Regions from separate parts of the Homo sapiens genome. Here region 2 is linked to region 1. A link is an interaction called in ENCODE POLR2A ChIA-PET data of the cell type or tissue named here. Cell type or tissue: A673. All regions are shown on one strand. Each heading gives the region's core, and the rest is flanking DNA. Links, peaks and the distances in the headings are about the cores only. Region 1 has its middle 20 kb from the start of SVIL-AS1. Region 2 overlaps SVIL (supervillin).

Evidence for each region. Peaks named below come from ENCODE experiments on the same cell type or tissue, not always from the same donor. Only the 100,000 strongest peaks of a DNase experiment are listed, where the experiment ranks them.
Region 2: POLR2A ChIA-PET joins it to region 1 with 6 read pairs; 2 of 35 experiments call an interaction of 5 or more read pairs at or near these places.

The regions. Positions count from the first base shown.
Region 1 is chr10:29,387,660-29,390,571 of GRCh38, reverse strand. No RefSeq gene overlaps it. Among named protein-coding and RNA genes, the nearest start is that of SVIL-AS1, 20 kb to the left of the region's middle. In A673, for the core only: no CTCF peak of the experiment used is centred there; no DNase peak of the experiment used is centred there.
Region 2 is chr10:29,477,357-29,480,268 of GRCh38, reverse strand. All of the region lies in intron 29 of SVIL (supervillin), which reads left to right. The region is part of intron 2 of SVIL-AS1 (SVIL antisense RNA 1); the gene reads right to left. Among named protein-coding and RNA genes, the nearest start is that of MIR604, 66 kb to the left of the region's middle. RefSeq lists enhancers at 855-1,386, 2,254-2,753. In A673, for the core only: no CTCF peak of the experiment used is centred there; no DNase peak of the experiment used is centred there; H3K27ac peaks cover 1,124 bases.

The DNA.
Region 1 (2,912 bases), core at 243-2,742:
GTAAAGACATCTTCAACCTCTATCAGGCTACAGAGATTCCACCTTTCTCCCACCACCTCCAACCTTGACATTGCTCCCACAGCCCATCTGGGGGCCACTGCCCCCTCCTCCCTGTGCCATCTGCTTCCACGCTGCTAATCTCTTTCTTTTATTTTTTTAAATTTATTTTTCTTGTTTAATTTTTGTCCTTCTAATCCTCGAAACTTGTGCATTGTTTTTCCTTATTTATTTATTTATTTAATTATGTATATCTTCTTATGTTGCTAATCTCAAAGGATGCTTTTCTCTGAGTAGCAGAGAAAATTGATTCGGCAAATGTGTAGTTTCCCACTGACACCTAAGGAAAAACGAAACAGGGCCTGGGAGACAGTTTACACCATATTCATCCAGGCCGTTTTCACTGATGGACTTTCCATGAAAGCTCTGCAAGTTTTCTTTCAGTTTCACTGTCCGTTGGCCGGTACTGGTTGCTTGACTAAGCTCTGTTAGCGTGGGTTACTGCTCACCCCGACCGGTCTCTGTGAAACACAAAACAATACAAGCATTCAAGTCACCTGCCTCAAACTTCAGCTAAAGGAAGCAAGAGCTGCCTTGTGGGGCTGGGTGCTCTCTTCATTCCCAGAACCAAACGGTGCCCTCAAGTTTTCCCCAGTCCTCCCTTCTCCTGAGTAAGGAGCATTATATTTATGGTCAGGAAAACACCAATATGAATTTTATACTGAAGATTTCCAAGATTTCATTTTAAGATGAGAAGGGGAGACACACAACCCTTGTGATCCCAGGAGAACAGTTGCATGAGTCCATACAGATTCCCTGATAATGCTATCTCAGAATCAGGGCACGACGGCGGGAGCTTAGGGATCATCCACTGTACCAGCCCATCTTACAGGTGAGCAAACCAAGGCCAGAAACACCAAGTGACTTTCTCTTGAGTCCCAGAACAGCATTCTTTCTAGGCTGTTATATAAACCAGACTGGTGGTTCTAGCTTACAGTCACAGTGGAAGAGGCAGTCAGCCCCTAGAATTCCTATGCAACTCTTAAGTCTCCCAAGGAAGTTATAAGTAGATGCATCACAAAGAAACTCTGTAGAGGAATAATCAGCTATCAGCAAATCTTGATGCCTTGAAGGTGAAACCCAGGGGCTGTGGGAATAAATGAGAATATTTTAATTTCAGACTTTCTTGAAGCCAAAAACTTTGTGAGACTTGCCAAAAATGTGTGACATGGAGTACATGCCCTCTGCTTTCAACAGCTAGGGTCCCTTCAACCTTGTACTAGACCCTAGAGGGGTTTAGCATCCTTCCGCCGGCTAACTTATGACATGGCATTTCTAGGCAGGTGTCTCAACCTGGTGCTGGATAGTTCTTTCTCACAGGGTGCTGGTAAGTCTGTGTCTTGTAAAATGTGTAGCAGCATCCCTGACCTCTGCCCATTAGATGCTGGCAGGATCCCCACTCAGTAACATTCAAAAATGTCTTCAAAACATCTGCATTAGTATGGCTATTGTTGGTGGCCAACCATCATGTATAGCCGTTTAAACACACACACACACACAGACACACACACACACACACACACGCATTTTTTTTTTCTTTTTTGAGACAGAGTCTCACTCTGTCACCCAGGCTGGAGTGCAGTGGTGTGATCTCGGCCCACTGCAACCTCAGCTTCCTGGGTTCAGGTGATTCTCATGCCTCAGCCTCCCGAGAAGCTGGAATTACAGGCATGCGCCACCACGCTTGGCAAATTTTTGTATTTTTATTGATTCATTTATTTCTTTATTTTTGAGATGGAGTCTTGCTCTGTCACCCAGGCTGGAGTGCAGTGGCACAATCTCAGCTCACTGCAACCTCTGCCTCCCGGGTTCAAGCGATTCTCCTTCCTCAGCCTCCTGAGTAGCTGGCATTACAGGTGCCCACCACCACGCCCAGCTAATTTTGGTATTTTTAGTAGAGATGGGGTTTCACCCATGTTGGCCAGGCTGGTCTTGAACTCCTAACCTCAGGTGATCCACCTGCCTCAGCCTCCCAAAGTGCTAGGATTACAGGTGTGAGCCACTGTGCCCTGCCTAATTTTTGTATTTTTAGTAGAGACAGAGTTTTGTCATGTTGACCAGGCTGGTCTTGAACTCCTGAGCTCAAGTGATCTGCCCACCTTGGCCTCCCAAAGTGCTGGGATTATAGGCATGAGCCACTGTGCCCAGCCTGTTTACACATTCTTTATTCAAGCCTTGCAGCACCTCTAATTGGTGCATATTCTGATATTCATTTTACAAATAGAGAAAGTGCGGCTCTGAGAGTTAGGCAGTGCTTAAGTGTGCATAGCCTGTACATGGAGAAGTATGAATTCTAATCCAGGTCTGTTTTAATCTACAGTCAGACATCAACAAAAATGTCCTAATGGTGAAGGGAAAAAAGCAGTGGTTCCTGGTTAAATCTCCTCTAGAAACTCGATGAAAAGGAAGGGGCAGGTGGTTTTGTTGGTCTTGTTTTGTTTTGCTTGGCATGGCTTAAGAGCTGCTCCTTCTGGAGGTAAGAATTAGACATTAGACCAGGTGATTTCTTGAGGTCCATTCTAACCCGATGAGTTTATGTTTTTACAAAAGATGCTAACTTAAAAAAATAATTTGCAAATGTAGACACTTTGTACTGTCAATCACCTTTTTTTTTTTCCGAGCTGCATATTTCTGATGTTTTCGGTGCACAAGTTGCCAGCAGGAATTCATCCCTCTGAATGTCTGTCATTTGGGTTTTGGCTTCTGCGTTTGTCAGATGCCCCTGGTGCTGTCGGGTGCTGGGTTGCGTCAGTGGTGACTGAACTGAGATGTGAGGTCTGCCTTCTTTTTGTTTGGGTATCAGTCCCAAGAGCCATTTGGCCTCAGTGCTCTGTCACCAAGTTCTGCACTTGAGG
Region 2 (2,912 bases), core at 101-2,600, 90 kb before region 1:
CTCCCCTGCCCCTGTCCCCAGAGCTTTTCTGGGAAAGAGATGATTGGCCTCTAAATGATATTTCCCATGTGGCTGTGTGCTGCTTCAATTAAAGTCGTTAAGTACAGCATATCTTCGTGATTTAAAGCTGGAACCAAATGGTGCTGTAACATTATAGTAAATACACGCACAGAAGATTGATTTGAAAAGTGAAAGAGGCTGTTTCTCCCGAGACTGAGAGCACGGGTGGTGCTTTGTGGGTCTGGTGTAGTAAATGCAGAGTCTAAACTCTCCTCGGTTCCTGATGGTGACGGACCCCATTGCAAAACACTCACCTGGATGCTTGGTGCTGGGGAAAGGGGGAGTCCGGTGAACTCTGGAGAAATCATCCCTTTCATTGCCAAGGAGGAGCCTTTTCCACAGCGCTGCTCACCCCTTCCCATTTAGGAGAGCATGCAGGTCACAGGTTTGTGATTTCAACTCAGAAGAGAGTATTTTTGCCTCTTTACAGCCCCCTTGCTGTGCAGGTGCACCTGCCCCCGGGGCCACAGGAAGCACAGGCAGCTGTTTGCTGATCAGAAAACTGCAGGCTCAGAACCAGGATTTCTTTCCTGATTTATACAAGATGCATCTATTCATCAGCTGACAACATTTCCTGAGCACCTACTCTACGGAAGACACTTTGTAGGGACCAAGTAAATATTTCAGACCCTGTCTCAGTGACATAAAGCAGGTGCAGGAACAGCCAGCAGGTGGGCCTCGCTGAGCACACGGCCAGTGGGGCTGTGTGCTGTGCAGAGCCGGGCTGTGGCCCAGAGGTCCCCCTGCCCCCTCAGGGCACGATGCTGGGGGCTTTACTCTGCCTGTAGCTGAGGGCCTACTGGGCTCCCTGAGACATTTCTGTTGTGGTGCTAATTTTTCAGATAAGGACCAAGACAGTAAGATCAAGGAACCTGCCTGAAGCCACACAGCTAGCAGGGAGTGGAGCTGGACACTCAAGTCCAGACCTGCCTCTTTTCAAACCCAACTGTGCTATTAAACCGCTCTGCGGGCAGAGAGTCAGAGTGGGGCTCCAGCACAGGATGTGGGCAGCTGTGAGTCTGGCTACAAGGAGGGGCTGAAGATCCCAGTCACCAGACCTTGGAGCAGGTCAGCATTGAACCAGCAGCAAGGCGACTTGAGGTTGGGCCGCTGAACACACCAAACTTCAGGGGCTTCTTAAACAGCAGGAAGGGGATCTTCCAGGGCCCAGGCAGCTCCAGCCTCTCCTTCCAGGGAGTAGTGGGATGTCAGACAAGGACCCCCAATGGGAGGGACATTTCTTTCTCTCTTTTTGTTCTTTTTTTTTTTTTTTTTTTTTTTTTTGAGACAGGGTTTCACTCTGTCTTCCAAGCTGGAGTGCAATGGCAGAATCTCGGCTCACTGCAGCCTTGACCTCCCAGGCTCAAGCCATCCTCGTGCCTCAGCCTCCCAAGTAGCTGGGACTACAGGCATATGCCACCATTATCAAGCTAATTTTTTCTTTTTTTTTTTAAGAGATGAGGTCTCACTATGTTGCCCAGGCTGGTCTCAAACTCCTGGGCTCAAACCATCCTCCCACTTCAGCCTCCCAAAGGGAGCAGCATTCCTCATCTACTTAATTTCTTATGAGCAAGCAATTGGAACTGCTCCTTTCCTTTTTCATAAGGAGCTGTGTCCCTTGAGGGAAGGCCACAGGTGCTGGGACCCTACAGCCTGGGATTCAGAATCTCAGGCCCTCACTTACCAGCTGTGTGGGCTGGGTAAAGTTACTCTGTCTGAGCCTTGGTTTTCTCACCTGGAAAATAGGGATTATAGTACTCAGCTCACAGGACTTTATAATCAGGTATATATGACGTTTAGCAGGTGCCTGGCCTGTGTTCACATTGTAGGTGCAGGAAATACTCATCACTGACATTGTCAGCAGGAACAGCGTAATTACTGTTTTTAACTTGAAGACAAGATAATGTGGATCTCCCCAAAACAATAACAATAACAATTAATAACAAAGAGTCACTGTCGTGGACTTACGCTTTTGCTTTTGTGCAGAGGTGGCATGTACAGTGTTAATCTCTGATGCTGGTTGCCAAAGACAATAATAATAGGGAATTGAGTGTGTTTCGGGGCAGGCAGATCTCTTAACCTTTGGAGTAATGGAACTGGGAACTTTAAAGAACAAACTAAAGGCACTTGTAGTGCCCGTTCCTAAAATGCAAAAAGGGAAATCGTGTTTTATAAAACCAGACATAGTTTAATTTAGCCATTTTCTTACTTTAGCTGTTAGTTATGAGAAAAAAAAGTAATTGTGAGTGAATGAATGAGTAAAACTGTTAAAGTGAATTAATTAAAAATAAAGCGAAGAGTTCAGACTTTCATGGACTATTGACTTGGAGGCCCTTAGGAAATATGATTTGAGCCGGGTGATTCCTTTCTATATTTCTTCCCAATGAACACAATGGACATCTCACAGCCAGCTCCAACAACATCTTTTCCAGCAGACTTACAACTTAGAAAAAGCCCAGCTTTAGAGAATTAAGTTAAAGCAGGGAGCATTCAGATTCCAGACCATCCCTCCAGCAGGGGGGAAGCACAGCCCGATGGCACTTGCAGTCACTCCGTAACCAACGCGGAAGCTCTGGCCCCTTGGTGACACTAGTCCGGCTCCCCTATCACTTGTGCGCACAAGGGCCACACCTGCAAACAGGACTGAGTCAGAGCTCAGGGTGCACTTCTGGGAGAGGGTCAGCAAAAGCAGCAGCTGCACAGGTGGTACAGCCTCCGCTTGGCCAATGCTGGCCGGCCTGCTAGGGTCAATGTCCTGGCCCAGTGCCTGCAGGGTAGGGTTGCTCACTCCCCAGCAGGGTCGCGACAGCTGCTCAAGGTGCCCAGGGATCTGAGCCAGGCTCCTCCAGGGC